Regions from separate parts of the Homo sapiens genome. Here all the other regions are linked to region 2. A link is a loop called in an ENCODE intact Hi-C map of the cell type or tissue named here. Cell type or tissue: PC-9. All regions are shown on one strand.

The links. Peaks named below come from ENCODE experiments on the same cell type or tissue, not always from the same donor. Only the 100,000 strongest peaks of a DNase experiment are listed, where the experiment ranks them.
Region 1: a loop joins it to region 2, with 8 times the contacts of the local background. A loop is called at or near these places in 2 of 110 quality-filtered maps.
Region 3: a loop joins it to region 2, with 15 times the contacts of the local background. A loop is called at or near these places in 74 of 110 quality-filtered maps.

The regions. Positions count from the first base shown.
Region 1 is chr15:83,742,600-83,750,599 of GRCh38, forward strand. The region is part of intron 3 of ADAMTSL3 (ADAMTS like 3); the gene reads left to right. Among named protein-coding and RNA genes, the nearest start is that of ADAMTSL3, 92 kb to the left of the region's middle. RefSeq lists an enhancer at 2,298-2,467. In PC-9, a CTCF peak has its summit at 4,580; no DNase peak of the experiment used is centred here.
Region 2 is chr15:83,244,916-83,252,915 of GRCh38, forward strand. No RefSeq gene overlaps it. Among named protein-coding and RNA genes, the nearest start is that of BNC1-AS1, 35 kb to the right of the region's middle. In PC-9, CTCF peaks have their summits at 3,659 (motif pointing right) and 3,859; a DNase peak (open chromatin) is centred at 3,676; H3K27ac peaks cover 384 bases.
Region 3 is chr15:83,555,362-83,563,361 of GRCh38, forward strand. It overlaps SH3GL3 (SH3 domain containing GRB2 like 3, endophilin A3), which reads left to right. Exons shown (of 9, transcript NM_003027.5): 2 at 3,892-3,960. Among named protein-coding and RNA genes, the nearest start is that of ADAMTSL3, 95 kb to the right of the region's middle. In PC-9, CTCF peaks have their summits at 4,190 (motif pointing left) and 4,389; a DNase peak (open chromatin) is centred at 4,130.

The sequences.
Region 1 (8,000 bases), 500 kb after region 2:
GTTCACAAAATTAGGAATAACCAAGTGGAATAAAAGATAAAAATAATAAAGTAATTTTTGGACAGCATGATTTTGTAGTTTGTAATCATTTGTGCTTTTCTTGTCTGGAAGCTAGTAAGATTAGTTCTAAATCTTTCTGTTTCAGAAATTTTGACTGGCTGTGTTTATGGGAGAGTTCCTTTCCAATGATTTTGCCTAAAATGGGGTCACCTTCTTCGGTCTGTGTTTGTAGATCTGACTTCAGCTTGGAAAAGTTTCTCACTATTACAATTGGAAACACTGTCTATATATTATAATGAAAACTGTTCTTTGATCTCCACATCTGTTATTTTCTCTCTCATTGTTTTAATTTCATTATACTTTCCATCAGCATTTGCAGAGAAGCTTTAATATTTGCCTGTTTCTGTGTGATTCAGATTTTTGAATTTTCTGTTCTGTTATTGCTTATATCTAGTACTTACATTCCTGTGTTATTGTAACTGCGCTTACCTCCTAACTTTACTACACTAGCTCCCTCTTAGCAAGAGTCTGTGACCTCATCATCCCATTTTTATCCCTTCTATCATTCTGTCCATTTGCCTTGCATTTAAAAGAGCAAAATCAGGAACCTGTCTAACATTTACTTTTTCTGATTTGAATAAATGCTTTAAAAAGTGTGCTTTCCAGCACTTTGGGAGGCCGAGGCGGGTGGATCATGAGGTCAGGAGATCGAGACCATCCTGGCTAACAAGGTGAAACCCCGTCTCTACTAAAAATACAAAAAATTAGCCGGGCGCGGTGGCGGGCGCCTGTAGTCCCAGCTACTCGGGAGGCTGAGGCAGGAGAATGGCGTGAACCCGGGAAGCGGAGCTTGCAGTGAGCCGAGATTGCGCCACTGCAGTCCGCAGTCCGGCCTGGGAGACAGAGCGAGACTCCGTCTCAAAAAAAAAAAAAAAAAAAAAAAGTGTGCTTTCCCTTGCCTTTTGAGGAGTATACCATTTTGTTTTCCCTGCACAAAAGCATCAAGGTTTGTTACAAGTTTGACATTTTTGACTGTCTGATTTCTCTGTCAGCCGTGGCTGGGGAGGGGAGGCAAGTAGCCACAGGGTAGAAGAGTAACCAGAGTCTAACACTGTGCCCGAAGATATGAGAATAGACAGCAGTTGTATGAGGAGATTGGATGAAGATATTTAAAGGGCTGTATTTCAATCTAGTGTAATAATGGATGTTTATACCAATAATGGAGTCAACAAGAAAAGATTTCCTTAACTCATATATCTTTTTAATTTTTTTTTTTGATATGGCGTCTGTTGCCCAGGCGGAGTGCAGTGGTGTGATCTCGGTTCACTGCAAGCTCTGCCTCTCAGGTTCACACCATTCTCCTGCCTCAGCCTCCTGAGTAGCTGGGACTACAGGTGCGTGCCACCACTCCCGGCTAATTTTTTGTATTTTTAGTAGAGACGGGGTTTCACCGTGCTAGCCAGGCTGGTCTCGATCTCCTGACCTCGTGATCTGCCTGCCTCGGCCTCTCAAAGTGCTGGGATTATAGGCGTGAGCCACTGCGCCCGGCCATATCTTTTTTATTTTAAAAAAAGGCAAATTTTCTTCATGTGGGAAGTTCATTTATATAGCATACTTAATTCTAATAGTTCCAGAAAAAGCAGGGCTTTGCTATATAGAGGAAGATAAAACCACACACGTGACTTAATATTTGCCAAAGACACCAAAAAATATTTTTTTCTAATTTACATACTTCAGATTCCATGATTTTCTCATTCTCACTCTGTGTAAAGTAGAATTTTCTATCTCCATTAGCTAAAATGAGCAAGAATTGCCATATGGACACTCAAGTACATGTTGTCTCTGAGCATTAATTTTCTTTTAAAAAATTAATTAATTTTAATTGGCAAAAATTGTATATATTCATGATGTACAACATGATGTTTTGAAATATGCATACATTGTGGACTGGCAAAGCTAATTAACATGTATTACTTCACATACTTATCATTGTTTTTATGGTGGGAACACTTAAAATCTCTTATCAATTTTCAAGAATCCAATACATCATTATTAAGTATAGTCACCTGTGTTGTACCGTAGAGCTCTTGAATTTATTTTACCTATCTAACTTAAATTTTGTATCCTTTGGCCAAATCTCCCTACTACCCTCCCCACAAATGAGCATTAATTTTCAGTCAGTGGTTTGTCAGCAGGACTGTCGTGTTTGGGGTGTCTTACATATGCCTTCCTAGAGAAGCCATTTGTGTAATGTCAAAAGAGTGTGTTTGTTTATTATATCGATGGGGACAGGAAGCAGGGAAACTCTGGGCATAAGAGGGCGGGTCCCTGGCAAAGGCCCCACCCTCAAGCCTGGAACCCCAGCCCAAAGTGAGAACATGCATTCCTGTTTTCCTCCTCGAATGTTTGCCTTTTCCAAAACCACCCATGGCCTGCCCTGCCCCACATCCTGGACCCCTAAAAACCCCAGGCTCAGCTGGCAGAGAGCAGAGAAGAGGAGAAGCAACTGGACATCAGAGAGAAGCGGCTTGACTTCGGCTGGGCGGCTTGACAACGTTGCTTCAGAGAGGAGTCCACATGGGGAGTATCACCTTCCTGGTCCATCCCCTTTCCAGCTCCCTTTCCTGATGAGAGACACTTTCGTCGGCAATAAAATCCTCCACTCTTCAATTCATTCATGCAACCTGATTTTTCCTGGACGCTGGACAAGAGCTTGGGTGCCATTTGTGTGGATGCTAAAGGCTGTCATGCTGACCCTCTGTCCTCATTAGCGGAGAGCAACCACCTCACATGAAAAGGCAGAGAGCCCACTGAGTGGCATAACACTTAAGCTGGCAAAGCTAAAAGAGCACTGACTGTAACAGTCCTTCTGGGGCTTCAGGGGTCATAGGTACTTCCTCCTAGACACTGCTGTGGAGTCTGAATGGAGTTTTGCTCCTGCCAGCACCCAAAAGCACTTGCCCCGGCTCCTGCACCTGCTCACCTGTGTGCTTCCTTCCATGAGGGGTTGAGTGCAATAGGTTCCAGAGAGTGCAGTCCACCCCTGCCAGCACCCAAGCGACTGGCTAGTTCTAGCACCCATGCACTCCAGTTCCCAGTCGAGAAGGGGGTCAAGGAAACATTTTCTGTTTCAAGATGAAGCTATCTACATTAATTCAATGAAGTGAAAAGTACATAGAGTGACACTTGGTTTATCTGGTGCCATTGGGCAAAATGTGTTATGAATAAATGCAATCTCATAAGTGCCTGTTGTCATGGAAAGAGGCTGTCTTTGGAACCAGACAAAGCTGTGTCAGGTACATTATCAAATGACTTTCACATAATCTCTTCTTTAATTCCACAACAACCCTCTATCAGTTATTAGTGTTGTCAGCTGCAGGGAACATAATGCCATGCCAAAGGCTGTTCTAACAAATAGGCCTGGGACAGTGGCTCAGTGATGCTCTCAAAATCCAGGCTCCTTTCCCTCTGTTCTTTGTACTCAGTGGGTTGGCCGTTCCTCTTATGGTTGCAAAATGGCACTGCAGCTTCAAGCACCACATTGAATTCCAAGGAAGAAAGGAGAGAAGAGGTATAGAATTGCCTATGTCCCTTTGTCTTATTAATCAAGAATGTGATGTTTGCCCAGAAGCACCGACAGAAAATGACCAGTTTTCCCATCCTCCCTTGCAGTCTGAGTGGCCATGTGAACCAGTTCTGGTCAATGACACGTAACTGGTTCACATGGCCACTCAGAGTGCAAGGGAGGCTGGGAAAGTGTGAACACTATAGTCTTGTTGACTTATGATTCACCACCTGGGGTTCTGTTAGCAAAAAAGAAAGGAGGGTGTGGATATTGGGTGTTAACTATCAGTGTCTGTCACAAATCCTCTGTTTGCTTTACCCATGAAAATGTTCGTATTTAAATACATAACTGGATCAAAATCACCAGCTCTTGAATGACAGAGTTAATACATCAACTGCGGTCTATTGCTCATGTTCCTGTTTGCAGTTAACTGGGAACCTTTTGGGTAATGTGAATGATATTTACAATGATAGTTACATGATGAAGCTAGTCTCTTGTGAAAACAGTATACTTCGGGTTGGAAGTAGTTTCTGATTTTTTAAAAAGTGAAGTCAGCCAGGCATTGTGGCTCACACCTGTAATCCCAGTGCTTTAGGAGGCTGAAGTGAGAGGATTGCTTGAGCCCAGGAGTTGAGGCTGCAGTGAGCCATGATTGTACCACTGCACTCCAGCCTGAGTGACAAAGTGTGACCTTGCCTCTTAAAAAAAATGAAATTTTCTTACTTATTAAACTGATGGAATAAATACTTTTCAGTTTGTACTAATGTAAGGCAATAATGTAATATATGGCAATAATATAAGGCAAAGCTTTGCTATGGATTTTCTATGGGGAGTGCGAATAAAAGGATTAGAACTTAGAACTTTCATATACTTTACCTCTGTGTGGACATCGAGAAAAATGCCAAGACTAATAGAAGTGATGGGTTAGATGGGGTTTAAGAGAAGGCTGCCCAGATGATATGGTGTTAGGTGTCACTTGGAAGTTAGGTTAGATAAGGAAGTGTTGGGCTGCCCTCTTGCTGCAAGTGTCTGAAATCCTAGTTAGCTGAGAGCCAGTTCTGGCCATTTCTGAGGTTTGCTGCCTCCCTAATCCCACACTTGCATCCTGTTCCTGTTTTGCTTTCCTCTGCTGCTCGTCTTTCACTTTCTCTTTCCTCACTTGGGAAGAGTGTTGAAACAACATTTCATTATTTGGCACTGCAAGGCAGTAGTAGTGTCCCCACTTTGGTCAGTTTCTGCTCTGGCAGGAGAAATGGTTTCAGTAAGTTTTTCCATTTCCTATTTGTTAGACTTCCTCTCAGGTACCCATCCAGATCTGTCCACAAGTGTGAGAGAAGGCTTGGACGCTGTTCCTCTCACCATTTCAGAGCAGTAGTGGAAGTGACCCTGTGCCCTGGCTGAAGGACATTCTCCAAGGTCAGCTTTTAAGTGTTCCCCTGGAGGACGAGAGGATTTATCTTTCCTTTTCAGACCATGTTCACATGTCATGAAATTCAAAATTTGGCCCTAACTGTTCATCATAGGTCCTTGTTTACTTTTTGTCTACTTCGTAAGAATGGCTGTGGTGCAGTTTTGTTTTAATTAAGACAAACCGATGTCTCCCAAACATCCATTGCTCTCTGTGAGAAAGAAACAAAAGGAACAGTTTTGCTTGGCTGTTTAAGGATGGAGAAGCGGATCTTATTTCAGAACATGGGTCATCCTAGATGGACGAGGGCAGCTCAGGGTGGAGCAGCCATGAGATCTGGCAGGTCCAGACTCCCTGGCACCAGAATGGCAGCTCTCAGCAAGTGTCTGCTTGGCGTCTCCTGGAGTCTTGTTGGCATGGAAGAGAGACCTTGTACAACATTCCTCATATGTCATTCCCCTTAAAGAAAACATTTCTTCTCCTTTCTGTCTTCACCTCCAATCCCATGTTTGAGAATACAAATCAAACTTATTCTCGTTCATTCTAAAGGGAGTAGCACATCAAAAGTACACTGCTCCTTTCTTCAGTGCCTCTTACAAGGAGCCTGTGGGGATAGCAGCACTCTGCCCTTAGGGAACTATAGTCTAGCAGGGAAAGAAGAATGACATATTAGTTGAAGTGGATCGTCAGTTCAAGATTGGTTACATCTTCATTATCAAGATTGTCATCCTTCATTGATCACTCACTGTGTAGCAATGTCATGATGCTAGTTCTTAGGGATACAGAGTAGGCAGGCTGGGCATGGTGGCTCATGCCTGTAATCCCTATACTCTGGGAGGCCAAGGTGGGAGGATTCCTTGAGCTCAGGAGTTTGAGACTAGCCTGGGCAACATGGCGAAACCCTGTCTTTACAAAAAAATACACAAAAAGTAGCCAGGCATGGTGGTATGCACTTGTAGTCCCAGCCAGTTGGAGGCTGAAGTGGGAGAATCACTTTACTCTGGGTGGTCAGGGCTGCAATGAACTGAGATTGTGCCAATGCACAACAGCCTGGGTGACAGAGCAAGACCCTGTCTCAAAAAAAAAAAAAAAAAAAAAAATACCACACACACAAAGAAGCAAGGAAGGAAAGAAAAGAAAGAAGAAAGAAACACAGCATGCATTTGTGACTTCACATACCTAAGAAGGAATTATTGGTATGAGGTGGTTCATATTAATGTAAAATAAGTGAACTGATCTATATTTGCTACAGGACTTGTAAAGAGGAGTGGCCTGGGGAGTAGACCTTGAAAGACAGTGGGAGCCGGTATTTGGGGGCTGGGAGTGTTGCATGCTGGGTTTTCCAGGGAGCAGACCCTGAGAGGAGTTTAACATGCAAGATGGTTACTTGGGAGTTTCTTGGGATTGACACTCATGGAAGGAAGAGAATGAAGCAGGATGAGCAGTGGGAGGTGTCAAACTGAAATGCAGCCCCAAAGAAAGCCTTGGCACAGCCCACAAGAAACTCTGGAACAAGAATAGCATTTAGAGTTGTCCTAAGTTGGACTGAGCTGTCCTAAGTTAGACCCCTGCTTTGCTGAGTCACTGAATGTGTCCACAGGTGTGAGAGAAGGGCTGGATGCTGTGCCTCTCTCACAGTTGCAGGGCAGTAGTGGAAATGACTCTGGCTGAAGGACATTCTCCAAGGTTAGCTTTTAATTTTCCCCTGGCCAGGGATGTGACCCTCAGAGAGATGCCTTCCTGCAACTAAGTCAACCACCGAAAAGACTGATGGCTAAAGGCTGTTTGATAGTACACTCTTGCAGCTAAGGCAACGAGAGCTTTATTGATGGGGATTCTGGGCAGCTGTCAACATGTCACCATAGGAAGAATGGCATAAGCAAATGCATGCAGAACAGTTCTGATGAGCTGTGATGGACAGAACAATTGGACTGCAGTGGCTGTTACATTTGGAAGTGCAGTAGGAGGTGATGTTAGAGTGTTAGTAGGACGCAGGTGGAAGGTTCTAACTGCCCAGCTAAGGACTCTGAACTTTGTCCTGTGGACATTAAGAAAACACTAGATGGTCTGAGCAGTGGGGAGGTGTTACTAAGGTGTGAAATTGTGTTTTAAAGGGATACATCTGGCCTAGATGTAGAGGATGAATAGTAGTGGCAGGAGGTCCAAGGCAGGAAGATGGCCATAGACTAGTAATTCATGAAAGCGAATAGGGTGGGTCTCGAAAAGAGTCCTGGGTTGCAAGGTGAAATAACTGAGTTCTCATTCAAGCTCTTTGTCATTGACTTGACTGTGTAGGTCTTCCTCTTGGACCTCAATTTTGCCATCTGTAAAAATGATAAGCTCAGAAGTCCCTTTCCAGATGTAACACTTTGTGGTTCTACCTTAAAGTGATCTGTTCGTTTGTGTTCCTTCAACTGCGTGCTCATTGAAAGATGTTGAAGACTAGTGTAGTGTGAAACCAGACTTCTGGAAACTTTATTTTGGATATTTGTTTATTAACTGATTCCTCCACTCTATGGCCTTGCAAATCTTTGTATTTACACACAAAATTTGAAGCCAATGAATTATGGATTCAAGCTGAACCAGAGTCACGTATCAGCTATTACAAGCCTAAGGGTTTTGTTTCTTAATCAATTACAGTATATCTGGTAACTCAACACAGCTACCTGGAATACAGAATTAGCTTTCCGTATTGCACAGGGATGGATTGTCTTCACCTAAGTTTCTACTTAAATAATAATGAAAACGGGATTAACCCTGGCAGTAAAGAAATGAACCAGTTTGAGCCCATACTTGTTGAGGACTTAAGTAAATTATATTTCTTTTTCCCTTGTAAGTTTTGCATCATAGCTTGGTGTCATGCCCATAATCAGCAGATAATTTAGGGAAAAACAAAAGATAACAAATGACAAAGATAAATTCACTGATCAGAACTCTGGTCCCCTTCTTTTTCAAAATGGTTCACAGACAGATTTTTGCATGGGGGAGACTTTTTTTTGAGACAGAGTGTTGCTCTGTCGCCAGGCT
Region 2 (8,000 bases):
GTTGCTGCAAAGGACATGATCTCATTATTTTTTATGGCTGCATAGTATTCCATGGTGCATAGGTACCATATTTTCTTTATCCATTCTACCATTGATGGGCATTTAGGTTGATTCCATGTCTTTGCTGTGGTGACTAGTGCTGCAATGAACATATGCGTGCATGTGTCTTTATAATAGAATGATTTATATTCCTTTGAGTATATACCCAGTAATAGGATTGCTGGGTTGAATGGTAGTTCTGTTTTTAGCTCTTTGAGGAATCGCTGCACTGCTTTCCACAATGGTTGAACTAATTTATACTCTCACCAACAGTGTATAAGCATTCTCTTTTCTCTGCAGCCTTGCCAGCATCTGTGATTTTTTGACTTTTTAAAAATAGCCATTCTGACTGGTGTGAGATGGTATCTCATTGTGGTTTTGATTTGCATTTCTCTAATGATCAGTGATGTTGAGCTTTTTGTCATATGCTTGTCAGCCACATGTATGTCTTCTTTTGAGAAGTGCCTGTTTGTGTCCTTTGCCCACTTTTTAATGGGAACTTTTTCTTGTAAATTTGTTTAAGCTCCTTATAGAGCTGGATATTAGACCTTTGTCAGAGGAATAGTTTGCAAATACATTCTTCCATTCTGTAGGTTTTCTGCTTACTCTGTTGATAGTTTCTTTTGCTGTGCAGAAACTCCTTAGCTTAATTAGGTCCCATTTGTCAATTTTTGCTTTTGTTGCAATTGGTTTTGGCATGTTTATTATGAAATCTTTGCCAGTTTCTGTGTCCAGAATGGTATTGCCTAGGTTGTCTTCTAGGGTTTTGATAGTTTTAGGTTTTACATTTAAGTCTTTAATCAATCTTGAGTTGATTTTGTATATGGTATAAGAAAGGGGTCCAGTTTTAATCTTCTGCTTATGGCTAGCAGTTCTCCCAGCACCATTTGTTGAATAAGGAATCTTCCTCATTGCTTGTTTTTATCAGTTTTGTTGAGGATCAGATGGTTGTAGATGTGTGGTCTTATTTATGAGCTCTCTATTCTGTTGCATTGGTCTTATGTGTCTGGTTTTGTACCAATACCATGCTGTTTTGGTTACTGTAGCCCTGTAATATACTTTGAAGTTGGGTAGCGTGATGCCTACAGCTTTGTTCTTTTTGCTTAGGATTGCCTTGGCGATTCAGGGTCTGTTTTGGTTCCATATGAATTTTAAAATAGTTTTTTCTAGTTGTGTGAAGAATATCATTAGTAGTTTGATAGGGATAGCACTGAATCTGTAAATTGCCTTGGGCAGTATAGCCATTTTAATTATATTGATTCTTCCTGTCCACGAGCATGGATTTTTTTCCATTTGTTTGTGTCATCTCTGATTTCTTTGAGCAATGTTTTAGAATTCCTTTTGTAAAGATCTTTTACCTCCCTGGTTAGCTGTATTCCTAGGTATTTTATTCTTTTAGTGGCAATTGTGAATGGGATTGTGTTTCTGATTTGGCTCTCAGCTTGACTGTTGTTGGTGTATAGGAATGCTGGTGATTTTTGCACATTCATTTTGTATCCTGAGACTTTGCTGAAGTTGTTTATCAGTTCAAGGAGCTTTTGGGCCGAGTGGGGTTTTCTAGATATAGAATCATGTTGTCCGCAAATAGGGATAGTTTGACTTCCTCTCTTGCTATCTGGATGCCCTTTATTTCTTTCTCTTGCCTGATTGCTCTGGCCAGGACTTTCAATATTATGTTGAATAGGAGTGCAAAGAGAAGTCATCCTTGTCTTGAGCCAGTTTTCAAGATGAATGCTTCCAGATTTTGCCCATTCAGTGTGATGTTGGCTGTGGGTTTGTCATAGATGACTCTTATTATTTTGAGGTATGTTTCTTCAATACCCAGTTTGTTGAGAGTTTTTAACATGAAGGGATGTTGAATTTTATTGAGGCTTTTCTGCATTTATTGAGACAATCATGTGGTTTTTGTCTTTAGTTCTGTTTATGTGATGAATCATATTTATTGATTTGCATATTTTGAACCAAACTTGCATCCCAGGGATAAAACCTACTTGATTGTGGTGGGTAAGCTTTTTGATGTGCTGCTGGATTTGGTTTGCTAGTATTTTGTTGATGATTTTTGCATCAATGTTCATCAAGGATATTGGCCTGAAGTTTTCTTTTTTGTTGTGTCTACAAGGTTTGGGTATCAGGATGATTCTGGTGTCACAGAATGAGTTAGGGAGGAGTCCCTCCTCCTCAATTTTTTGGAATAGTTTCAGCAGGAATGGTACCAGCTCTTTTTTGTACATCTGGTAAAATTCAGCTGTGAATCTGTCTAGCCTTGGGGTTTTTTTGGTTGGCAGGCTACCTATTACTGATTCAATTTTGGAGCTTGTTATTGGTCTATTCAGGGATTCAATTTCTTCCTGGTTCAGCTATGGAGGGTGTATATGTCCAGGAATTTCTTCATTACTTCTAGATTTTCCTAGTTTGTTTGCATTGAGGTGTTCATAGTAGTCTCTGACGGTTATTTGTATTTCTGTAAATGACAAAGTTTATTTGGTTCTTCTTTCTTAGTCTAGCTAGCAGTCTACCGTATTAATTTTTTCAAAAAACCAGCTCCTGGATTCGTTGATCTTTTGAATGGTTTTTCATGTCTCAATCTCCTTCAGTTCAGCTCTGATTTTGGTTATTTCTTGTCTTCTGCTAGCTCTGAGGTTGGTTTGCTCTTGCTTCTCTAGTTCCTTCAGTTGTGATGTCAGGTTGTTAATTTGAGATTTTTCTAACTTTTTGATGTGGGCATTTAGGGCTGTAAATTTGAAGGAGCCATTTTTATCACACATACTGAACATTTACTTTGGGCTGGATGCTCTTCAGGAAGAAGACAGAGAACACCCTCAGCCCTTACCATTCTCCTTAACTTGGCTCAAAAAGCAGGGCAGGGTGGTGCAGGTTAGAGCAACAACACACAGACACACCTCCTCACAGAAACACTCATGGTAGGAATCAGAGAAAGTGCTGGAAGAATTCTAGAGGTCACCTACTGCATGGTTTTCAAGAGGAAAGTCTTTTTTAGCCGCAGAACATAGAACAAAATATTAAATGTACATGAAACCAGATGGAAGTGGAAGGAGCTCGTGTGGTGCTTGGGAGCTGTCCAAGCTACTTCTTATCTCCTCTTTAGCTCTCCCTCCAGAACGGCCTGTGAGGCACCTGTGAGGTTCCCTAGAACCCCTCAAAGTACAGTCTGAAACGGCAATTTTACAGATGGGGAAATGAGGGCTCCAGCATTAGAGATGTTTAAGGCCCCACAGCTAGGGATGTGCAGAGGTGGAAGCTGAAGCCAGGACCCTCGAGTCCCCAAACGTGTTCTTTCCACCACATCAGTCCTCTGCGTGTGGTGTGGCTGGTGACCCGGAGGGGCTCTGGATTCAGCTTCTTCTCCCGGAAGGCAAATGCCATCTCGGGAGTTGCGGGGGAAGCCCGTGGGAAACCTACTCCAATCCAATGTTCTAGGCTGAGGCACTCAATTCCTGGAAGCAGGATTAAGACCATTCAGAAAATATGTCCTCTTTTCAGCTAGCCTTGTAACTGGAAGAGGTACATGGGGTCACCAGGGGACTTTCCAAACATAATACATCTCGGAGGTCTGAAAGGACTCAGAAGTAGCGCACAATGCCTATTGCAATAACCAAGTAATTCCAGCAGAGGGCACTATTTCCTAACAATCTGAAATGCTAACCAGCATCACAGATTGGAAAGCTAGGAAGCTCCTTTAAAAAAACAATTTTTTTTTTCAGTAGTCTTAGCTCTCTGCAAAGAACATAAGTATAGCAATTCAGACTAATTAAAATTCCCAATCACACAGATTTCTAGGGTGTAGTTTTAAAAGAATCAGGTGACCAATAGGCATTCTGTTCTTTAAACAGTTTGCCTGTGGCTGCTTTTAAAGTTTCTTGACTAATCTGGCTTTAATGATCAGCCAGAGCATGTCTTGCAGAAGAAAGAGCAAAAGACGTTGAAGCACACTGAGCCAACCACACATTTCAATAAATATGTAGATTTTGAGACACTGTGAACCAACATGCACACATTTCAATAAGTAGATAGAAGCATAGGGACAGGGAACAACCCACACATTTCAATAGATAAACGTGGAGGCATTGTGAACCGACAAATAAAGAAAAAAAAAGAGTTGTGGGTGAGAAGGGGGGTGACAGGCTGGGCTACCTGCTCAGGAATGCACAGCTGGTGTCCAGAGACTCAGTCAGATGCTTCTCTTCTAGCCCCACGATTGCCAGGGAGCTAAGAACAGGCTCTCATTTCCCCAGATGAGGAAATCCTGGTCCAAAGGGGTTTTCCCTCAGGGGTCTCAAGCTCCTCTGTAGATGCCCCAGCATCTGAGGAGGTGGGAGGAGAGGCTGAGAGAGGCTGCCCAAGTCAGGGACTGAGTCTTTTCTTCCCATGAACAGAATGAGTAGCAGGACTTTTCCCTTTTAAGAAGAGTCTAGACCAGTGATTCTCAACTGGGGGCTATTTTGTCACCCACTCCCATCAGGGAATATTTGACAATGCGTGGAGATATTTTTGGTTGTCATAATTTTGGGGGTGCTATGGCATTTAGTGGGTAGAGACCAGGGAAGCAGCTGAACATCTTACAAAACACAGGACAATTCCCTACAAGAAAGAATGATCTGGTCCAAAAATGTCAATAGTGCCAAGTTTGAGAAATTGTGGTCCAGACGAGGGACCAGAAATTCTCAAACTGTAGTCCCCAGTATGGCACATCATCACCACCAGGGATTTATTACAGATGGAAATTCTTGGGCCCCATCTCAGACCTTCTTAATCAGAAGCTCTGGGAGCAACTTGTGTTTTAATGAGCCTTTCGGAGAATCTAAGGCATGCTCAAGTATGAGAACCGCTTGTTTGGGGACTATACTGCTTGAGGCTGGTAGTCTAACACTGTGCTTCTAAGTTATTAATGTGCTTACAGTCACTGCAGAATTGTTAAAATGCAGGTTCTGATTTAGTTGTTGTTAGAATTTGCATTGCTTACAAGCTCCAGGTGATACTGACGATACTGGTCAGGGCCCACATTTTAAGAAACAAGGAGGATCTAAGATATTGCTTAGAAATTTGCCAGATCATAAAATACACCTGAAGTGTATGTTGAACCTTCAGATTCCCAGTACCCTTCTGAGACCCTCTACGTAGGACATTTCCAGAAGAAGGGCCTAGGTTGTTTTTGTTTGTTTGTTTGTTTTGAGACAGGGTCTCACTCTGTTGCCCAGGCTGGAGTGCAGTGGTGTGATCATGGCTCACTGCAGCCTCAACCTCCCAGGCTCAAGTGATTTTCCTACCTCAGCCTCCTGAGTGGCTGGGACTACGGGCATGTGCCACCATGCCCAGCTAATTTTGTTTATTATTTGTAGAGATGAGGTCTCGCTATATTGCCCAGGGTGGTCTCAAACTCCCAGGCTCAAGCAATCCTCCAGCCTTGGCCTCCCAAAGTGCTGGGATTACAAGCATGAGCCACTGCACCTGCCCAGAATACGTATTTTTATTAAGTGTCCCAGAAAATTCTCACAATCAAACAGATCTAAAAACACTGACTTCAGAGGGCAGATTCAAGAGTTATTGATGCATACAACACCTCTGAGTCCCCTTCGTCTATATCAGAAATTCTCAACCCAGGCTGGGGAAAATCACCTGGGAAACTTTGAAACTCCCCCTGCCCAGGCCACAAAGTAGACCAATTACATCAGAACCTCCGAGGGTGGGACCTAGGAAACAGCACTTTCTAAAAGTTGCCCAGGTGATTCCAGTGTGTAGCTATGTTTAAGAATCAGTGACCTTAGGAAAACAGTCTGGCAGTTTCTCAAAAAGTCAAACACACAGTTAACATATGATCCAGCAATTCCACTCCTAGGTATATACCCAGGTGAATTGAAAACATATGTCCACACAAAAACTTGTACATGAATGTTCATAGCAGCATTATTCATAATAGCCAAAAAATGGAAACTATCCAATGTCCATTGGCTGATGAATGGATAAACAAATTAAAATGGATATGTCATATCCACATGATGAAATACTATGTAGCAATAAGAAGGAATGATATATGTTACAACTGGAATGAAGCTTGAAAACATTATACTAAGTAAAAGAAGCCAGTTGCAAAAGGCTGGCTTTTGTGATTCCACTTACAGGAAATATCAAGAATAAGCAAATCCATAGAAGCAGAAAGTAGATTAGTGGTTGTGAGGGGCTGCTGTGAGGGGAAAACTGCTTACTGGGTACAGGGTTTTGTTTTGGGGTGATGGAATGCTTTTTAACTAGATAGAGGTGATGGTTGCACAACATTGTGAATGGACTAAATGCCACTGAACTGTATACTTTAAAATGGTTAAAATGGTAAATTTTATGTTATGCAAATTTTATCATAAAGGAAAAAAAGAATCAGTGGCTTATAAACTTTCCTAATAGAGGTAGATTTTAAGAAATCAGGCAAAATCAGGATGTGAGTGAATCAGGTCACTCAGGAAAAAGACAACCTAAAATAGACAATCTGCCATATCTGTGCCCATATATTCTTGGACCCTTGCTAGGGTAGGGTGTAAATACATTTTCAGAGCCTTGTGGACAAGGGCGGGGACGGTGTATATTATACTTACCACCATAGATTAACAGTGCTAGGCACATAGTAGGTGGGTTCTCAATAGATCTGTTGATTGAAAACTGGAGGCCATGGGTAAAGCCCCTTGTTGAAGGGGGAGTGCTGACAGTAGGACTGCAAATGAGGTTGGGGGGCGGTGGTAAAGCAAGTCTGTAAGCAAACCTCGATCACACGGTGCCATAGGCTCGCCCAGCACTGTGGGGGAAGGAGTTGGCTTCCTGGAAATGATGATACCTGAGCTGAGGCTCAAGGGGAGGCTCAAGGGTTATGGGGGACTGCAAAGGCAGCTCCCGCAGAGCCAGCAATACATGCATGGTCATAGGCAGCTCACCAGCGGAGACTGTGGAGCAAGGGCTGGGGTCAGCCTGCTGAGGCCAGGCATGGTCACAAAGGATTTTCTGTTACTGTAGAACCCCCTGGGGACGTCATCAGAAGGATGGATTTGAGAGTAAGTCAAAAGGCTGTTGAGATAGCCTTAGAGAAGGAAGAGAAAGAAGGAGAGGATTGTCTTGTTGAACTAACATTGATTACGCACATGAAAAGGGGTTTTAGAGTGTTTTTTGGTAGGTAGACTTGTTGGGATTTGGCAACTGATTGCTGGCTATAGGGAATGAAATAAAAGAAGCCTAGGATAGTGATGATGATGAGGATGACGAAGACATTGTAGTTAACATCTGTTGAGTGCTTATGTTCCAGGCATTAAGTGCTTCATAAACACCTTGTCATTTGAGCCTCATCACAAACCACTAAAGTACAGACTATTTTGTTATTGTTGATGGGTGTTTTAATTCTGATCAGTACCTTTTCTTTTTGGGGGGGAGGGGTGAGACTGTTTTTGTTTGTTTGTTTTTTGAGACAGAATCTTGCACTGTTGTCCAGGCTGGAGTGCAGTGGTGTGACCTCGGCTCACTGAAGCCTCCGTCTCCGGGGTTCAAGTGATTCTTGTGCCTCAGCCTCCTGAGTAGCTGGGACTACAGGGGTGCGCCACCACACCCAGCTAATTTTTGTATTTTTAGTAGAGACAGGATTTCACTGTGTTGGCCAGGCTGGTCTCAAAGTCCTGGCCTCAAGTGTTCTGCCTGCCTCGGCATCCCAAAGTGCTGGGATTACAGGCGTTGTTTTTATCCTCATTATACAGACGAAGAAACTGAGACCCAAAAAGCTGTGACTTGGACAAGGCCACTCATTTAGTATGTGGAGTAGCCAAGGTTTGACCCCAGCGACCTGAAGAGCCATGCTCTTAACCATGCCTGGTATTGACCCTGGGTTTTTAGTTTGGGTTGGCTGGGTGGGTGGTGGCACCATTCTTCAATCCAAGGAAACAGGAGGAGGAAAATGGTTGATTGGTGGTGAAATG
Region 3 (8,000 bases), 310 kb after region 2:
CATGTTATGTTATGTGATTTTGTCGGCTCTCTTTCTTGGTGTTATATTTTATTCATGTGCCTTGGAATTTAGATCTAGGATGAATTTTAATTCCAACTTCTTGTGCTCACTTCTCTCTAGTGATTGTGGCTTCTTCCACCCAGCTTCCCAAGGCCCCAGTACAAAACCGTGGTTTCTGTTCTGTGGTGATATTGGGGCTATCTGGATCCAGTCACAGAGCTGGAGGGGGTGGGGATGTGACTTGACTGATTCTTTGTTCTTCAGTCTCCTTGGGCCTGCAGATTGCCACATGTGGTAGCATCAGACAGGGGTTTACATCTGAATTTTTTTTCCCAGCCTCATTTGCTTTTCCATCCCCAGCTGTAAGCAGAACTTGAACCCAGACTCTGGTCTCATGGAGCACTTTTAGATCCTTTTGTACTCAGCAGGAACCAGACTGCTGGCTGTCATAGCCTGTGTGCAGGCAAGAAGCCCAGCAGGCCCGAGGCTTCAACCTTGTTCATCATGTTGTGTTTCTGTTCATTTTCAGATTCACAAAAATGTTTATTCTGTTTTTGAGCATTGCTTATCTTTCTGGTTTTCTTTTTTTGATATTTAATTTATCCTTGCTATGTATTCAAGGCATAAAGAGTGCATATTTTGATATTTAATCTATCCTTGATTTGTATTCAGAGCATAGGGAGTGCATCGGAGTTGAATTTGAATAGTCATCTTCACCAGAAATAGAAGCTTGAGTATTTATATTTAGCTTCCAGCACCTAGAGGAAATAACCTTGTAACCTTGGAAGGAGGCCAGGTGCCCTGTAGGAATCACGTCTATCTTTTTTTATCTTTCTATCCCAAGTACCAGTCATGTCCCTGCACATAGTAGATGCTCAACAAACAATATTTGTTCATTGACTGACCTCTGAAATATAATTACGTGGCCTAAACAGCTAATGCTATATGTGTATTTATACTTAATGTATCAAAACAGTAAACACCACTGGGAAATTCAGGAAAAGCAGAAACGAATGATCATGACTCTTAACCTGTGACTCCTGTTGAAAATGATCCCATATGTTGTCTTTTCAAACAAGATATATTCATGTCACTAGTTTCTGTTCTTGAAAGTAGAAACACTACTCCTTCTATTAGACATTTTGGTTTCTGAAAATAGAACAAGTAAAACCTGAACAAGTGCGAACTCGTTCGGATTAAAGGGATTTCGGGTCCAACTCTCCAAGCCAAAGGGATTTTCAAATGGTTATTTTAAAACGTGGATCTACATGTGGGCTTCTGTGGTTTCAATAGTCACAGGAAATGCAGGCCACTGTATCAGTCAGCTTTTGCTATATAACACACCATCCGAAAACACAGCGACTTAAGACAAAAAAAAAAGTTCATTTAGTTTATGATTCTGTGGGTCAGCAATTTGGGCTGGGAGCACTGGGTGGGTGGATGTGCTGGTGTGGTTGATCGCTGCTGGGCTCACTCACCTGTTGCCGGTCAGCTGCCAGGTGAGCTGAGGGCTTGATGGCCCGAGGTTGCTCAGGTGGGATGGCTGATCTCTGATCCACGTGGTCTTTCATTCTCCAACAAGGCAGCCCAGACTTGGTCAGGTGGAAGCAGTCACAGCGGACCTGACAGAGTGAGCAGAAGTATCTGTAGAGCCTCTTTGTGAGTACTGATTTGGAATTTATAGCTATACAGTGTGGTTTACACTCTTCTATTGGCCAAAGCAAGTCGAAGCGTGGAAAAATAGACTTCTTAATGAGAGGAGCTGCAAAGCCTGTGGCCACTTTTGTACTCTACCATGGCAACAAAACGTGGAGGTGCCACTCCCCACCCCAGGAGAGATTGTGTAACTTTCCTTAGATCCTCAGGCTATTACCTCCAAAGTTGAGAACCAATATGTTGGATGATTTCACTACTGAACAACAACAATGAAAATGTTTAGGAGAGTTAACTGATGGACACATCTGTTAAAACACTGCTTGGTGTGTGGAAATGAAATTTTTCATTTTTTCTATTGGAAGTTATGCCTTGTATCAAGACATTAGGTTAATTCTCTCTGACTTCTGTACTCAGCCTGAAAAGTAAGGATTCTTGTTCAGTGTACCAGATAACTTCTATTATGTGGCAAACCACTCCAAAATTCAGTGGTTTAAAGCAATACCGTTTATTGGACTCCTGTTCCCATGCCTCAGCAGATGGGGCTGATCTCAGCTGGGGTCTCTCACGTTACTGCAGTCACCTGCAGGTCAGCTGGGTGGCTCTGATTCTGGGGATGGACTGGTTGTACCTTGGTGGGTGTCTGGGCCACTTGTTTCTCTCCATTCAGTTAATTTGCCTGGGCTTGCTTGTTCACAGGGTAGCAACAGTGTTTCTAGAGAGTGAGTAGAAGCACACAAGATCTCTTCCTGCCTAGCTAGGCTTGTTTCTGTGGGGTCAAAACAAGTCACAAGCCCAGCCCAGATTCACTAGGTGGGAAGATAGACTCCAACTCTAGCTCGGAGGAACTGTAAAGACGCAGGACAGGGAGGATGGAGAACCCTGGCCATTTTGTAGTCTTCTGTATCTGTTGTCTTCAAGAAATTCCTTCTCACACTTCGAATTTAAGTAAAATACTATCTCCACTTATATTTTTCCTATTAAATAGTAATACCGCATGTGTAATAGTAGTAGTAACTACACTTGTATTTAAAACAACCTGCCATCTTTTCACCTTTAATTGATGGCACCTCCCTTACTGTGGATTTGCATATTCATATTACTATTTTAAGGGCGTAGATTATGTTAATGTGTTTTGCTAAAGAAAATGATTGAACTTATTTTCTTCTTCCAATTTGTCTTCCTCGTTCTTTAATCCAACCCTACTGGTGCCAGACTTGCTTTTCTAAAGGGTTTCTCTGTGTTTGATGAAGACTCTTTAGGGATCTCTCACTCGTACTCTTTAGCTTGGCATTTGAGAATCCCTGTGCTCTGGGCGTTGCGTAACTTTCAGATTTTATTTTCCTCCATTCTTCCTTGTGCACTAGTTTTCACAGTTAAACACAATTTATTGCTGTTTTTTTTTCTTAGCACATTGGCCATACACAAATTGTCCTCAGCTCTTGGGCAACATTTTTGGTTGTTACAACCGTGTGTGTGTGTGTGTGTATATGTGTGTGTGTGTCCATGCTTGTAGTACTGGCCTTTAGCAAGCAGAGACCAGGGTTGCTGTTAAACATCTTGCAGTGCACAGGACAGCCCCCACAACAGATAATTATCTGCTACAAATATCAATAAAGCCGAGGCTGAGAAAACCTGTCCTATCCATTCCTGCCCCTGGCTCTTTTTTCCATGCCTCATCCCAGAAGGCCTTTCCTTCAGTGCCGCCCGATGAAATGTTCTCTATCCTTAAAATGCCAGCTCAAATGCCACATCTTCTAGGAAACACATCCCGCATGAACCTACTCCCAGTGCCGTGGGCTCTCAAAGTCCATTCTGTGCATCACTGAAGTGACTACCACTTAGTTCATTTACAGTAATTTGTCTCTAGTACTATTATTTTTTAATGGTTCTTATTGTTCTTTTCTTGTTTTTTAATTGAATGTTTGTGTGTTGACTCTTTGGGTGAACTGTGTGTTCCTTGATGACAAGTATCTCTCTTGTCTATGTCCTACAGCACTTACCATGTGTTTTACACATAGTAGGTGCATAATAAATATCTGTTGACTGCATGAGAAATGTATGTCTTCCTGTGCCTTTAGATATGGTTACCCCTTCCAACAATTTTCTTAAAGGAGTTAGTTCAAAAAATCCAACAAGTTGAATCCAAGTTTTTTTGTTTCTGTTTTTAATAATTTAGGTAAAAAACTGTGACAAGAAATCATTGTACAATGCAATTATTTATGTTTATTTCTGCAGCTATTTAGTGAAAAAATAAGTGGTGCTGAAGGAACTAAACTAGACGATGAATTTCTTGACATGGAAAGGGTAAGAGCATTTTAATATGTAAATTGATTAGAAACTGACTTTCATTGTGATATGAGATATACTGCTATTGTAAAGGATATTCGAGTGGAAATCTAGGATGTTTAAATATAGGTGTGGATTATGCAATCTACAAGGCAGTACTTTCCCACGTCCCAGCCCAAATCAGATCCTCCCCCTGTAGCCACATGCAGTTTGGGCAGGTCGAGTAATGAGATCGATGTGGCTAACTGGTACCCTCTAGTGGCCAGAAGTCAGAATGTGCAAAAGATGGGCAATCTTGGCAGTTACTGCAAGGCCAAAGTAATTGGTAGTATATGTTTTGGAGAATCAAAATGTATTTCTGGGACAAGATTTTTTGAAATGCAGAATGATTTATTTACCGTGTGGAAGACTTGGGCTCTGCTCCCATGTGTTGCAGGAGCTGCATAGCAAGTAACTTTTATCCTGGTTCTGCCTGTAGAACCAGAGTGTGAACTTGGATAAGTGAATTCATCTTTTTGAACTGATACAGAGATGACAAGTGTGCCCTGCTTGTCTCACATGGATTTTGTGAGAATTATGCAAACATTAACGTATTTGAAATAACTTACAAAAAATATGACGGGCTTGAGACAGAAATGATTGTAACATGCTCCAAAGAAAAATGGTATCATCTCTGTCCCTTAACATGTTTCCCAGTCAGCTGTGTGGAGTTGCTCAGGTGGAGGCAGAACTAGAACCACCAGTATTAACAACATACTGTTTCTTTGCTCATTGTCTGGGCCCTTTAAACATAGCCTTGTTTTAATAATTAGACCCCCCACCCCAGAGGAGAGAGGGAGGAAATGAAGCAAGGCATCCACCCTCAGGTGTAACATCAAGGCTGCAGATACAGTAGGTAGCAGAGATGTCAGCAGGTGCTGGGGAAGGAAGTCCAGCCCCAGGCTGCGCACTGCCTGGGAGAGTATCTCCCCAGGATACCTTGGCTCTGGCCAGCTCATCTTCCAGGGAGTTCTCTGTTTTCTGGATGAGAACTATTAAATGTCTAGAAATGTTAATGCCTTGAGGGAGAAAAGCTTATTTTGTTTTTGCTTTTGAAAGAAAACTTAATTTCTGAACCTTAAAACCATGGAAACATGTTCACACCATTGACATACCTTAAATTACTTAAAAAAAACTCTTAATATACAAATAGGTGATGTATAGCTTTGTTACTAACAAAATGATTCAGTTGAAATGTTAAATTTAAAAGCATTTTTCCAGAGTTTTAGTTTTGGTTGATGGATTGAGATCCTTCTTGCTTACCTCCTTTTACCTCCAAAAACCCCAGTGAGTTACAGAAGAAATATAAAGTCTATTATCTGTTTTATTACAGCAGTGAAAAGCATGGAAACATATAATACATGACCAGAAGTTTTAAAACTTTCCAGAAGAGATGCATTAGATGGTATTAGACCCACCTAATAAATGATACAGAAATGAGAAAGTAATGGGAAAAAATATTCTATAATTAATGCTAACCATATAAAAATAGAGGAACAATAGTAAAATCAAAATAAAATTTGATGCAAGAGAAGCACTAAATTAAAAAAGCTTTTTAATTATAAAAAGATACAGTCAATGTAGTCTATCAGGAAATTATAATAGTTATGAACCATTCTGCACTACATAACATAGCATCTGAATTTTTAAGGTAGAAACTGTCAGAAATACATAGACAGTTGATAAAAATAGAAGTAGACTTCACATACCTCTCTCATAAAATAATAGATTAAACTGACAATAATCAATAGGCTCATGGAGGATTTGCATAAAATATGATTAATAACTTTGATTATAAATAAATATAGATATCTGCATTCCCCAAATGGAGAATGTGCATATTTTTCAAATTCCTTTGGAACAAATATGGTTATCAATTATGTACTAGGTTATAGAAAAAAAAACTCGATAAATTTCCCAAAGTGATTCCATAGAACATAAGAATTATAAGGGAAAGTAGAGCTTCTAAATTCTGGATGTTTGGAAATTTAAAAATATGTAAAAATAATTCTTAGTTTAAAGAGGAAATGGAAAGTAAAATGACATTATTTAGGCATGAGTGACAATTCTGTATGTCAAAACCTGTGATATGTGGCTAAACTGTAAATGTATTTAAAGAAAATAAATGTTGGGAGAAAATGAATAAATCATGCAATCCAAGAAGCTAGGAAAATAACAGCAAATTAAATCACTCTAGGTAGAAGGTAGAAATCAATATGGATAAAAAAAGAGATTAATAAAATAGAAAACAATAACCACAAAAGATCGAAACAATGAAGCCAAGAGCTTTAGAAAAGCTGTAAGACAACAAACCTCTACCAAGTGAGGCCAAGAGGGAGAAAAAGGAAAAACACAAACAAATTACATAAAGAAGAAGAAAGAGGATATGCCCACTGATAGCATTTTTTAAAGAGAATGCTGTAAATAAGTGTCAGAAATGAGAGCTGCTAGCAGCTCTCTCACTCAGGGACTGGGCCTAAGGGAGTCAGTGGCACAGGCCTTGGGACACCTCATGGGCAGGGTGCCAGCATTAAACAGAAATTCCAGACTTAACTAACCAAGATGCTGTCATACCAGGTTGACTTCACAAAAAATAATTTTTACCATTCTGCTTCCCTCTATTTTTCTTAATGGTTTGGCAGGATATTTGCATAGCATTTGGTTGACTTGAACAGACACACACACACAACACACACACACACACACACACACACACACACACACACACACACACACACACTATAGTGTCCCTAGTTATTCTAGGAGGGAGATTTTGTTTTTAAGCTACATGAGTTTTTGTTGTTGTTTTTTTGTTTTGTTTTGAATGCTCATCTTGACTCCACATTAGCCAATATGTTTACTCTTCAATTTGTAAAGGGTTTATTTCTAGTTTTGATGCTTGGGCTGGTGTGGAGGCAGCTCCAGTATGTGCATGTCAGGGCCTACAAGGTACCTGCAAGTTTTTGGTCATTTGTTTCTTGGGCTTTTTTGTTTCAAAAGATATAAAAAAGATCTGAAGTAGAAAATATCCCCATTCTAATTCCTCTCATCATCATCTTTCAGAGATGACTCTTAGCTTTGTGGTGGCTTTTCATGTCCAAAAAGGGTTGTATATATCAAAGGGAGCACTCTAAGTTATATTTTAATTAATATCTAATTTGTTACATTATAAATCTAAAATCCTCATTTTTCTTAAGCTTTAAACTGAACTTATGAATCTTGTTTCCAAATTTAGTAATTTTGCTATATGATGAAAATCATTATAGTTAATTTTCATTTGAGGTTGCATTAATTAACACATAAGCTTAACAGATTCAATCCTTAAATATTTACCACCAGTTATATAATTAAGCAAATTCCCTTAGACATTTCAAGCTATAATCACAAAGGCAAGGTACAGGACTCCCTCAAACTTTACATAAAATCTATTAACAGCATTTTCCTAAGCCCTTACATTTCTTGTGACTAATAAGACATATTTAGTTAATCAGATTCTCTTAAACATTTCAACAATCTTGGCAAATAGCTGAACATACCAAAGAGAGCTCAAAGTCACAAAACTTGTTACTAGGCCAAACGCACACTCACATGCCCACTTGCACACACAGCACACAAGTATCAGTAATATAGGTTTGACTCCTTTTTTATCATTTCTGTACTGTCTTTTAAAACTTTCCTGGGGCTCCAGATTAATTTATTTAGCCCAAATTAATGTATTTACCTAAGGGGAACAAATACGATTTCAGGCTGGATAAGATTGCTTGGTTGCAAACTTGTGACCCTGGCAGGATCATAGTTTTCTAAATTACAAAAATGATTTGTCTTCTATTATAAATCATTCTGCAGCTTGCTTGCTTTCTATGTATGTACTTTGAATGTCGATCTTCCTTATTTTTTTTCCTTATGATTAAAGAGTATTCCTTTACTTGGATGTTTCATAATTTATCCATCAGTCTCCTGTTGATTTCCATTTTCAATATTACATAAAATGGCCTAACAAACATGTTTTTCCTTCACTG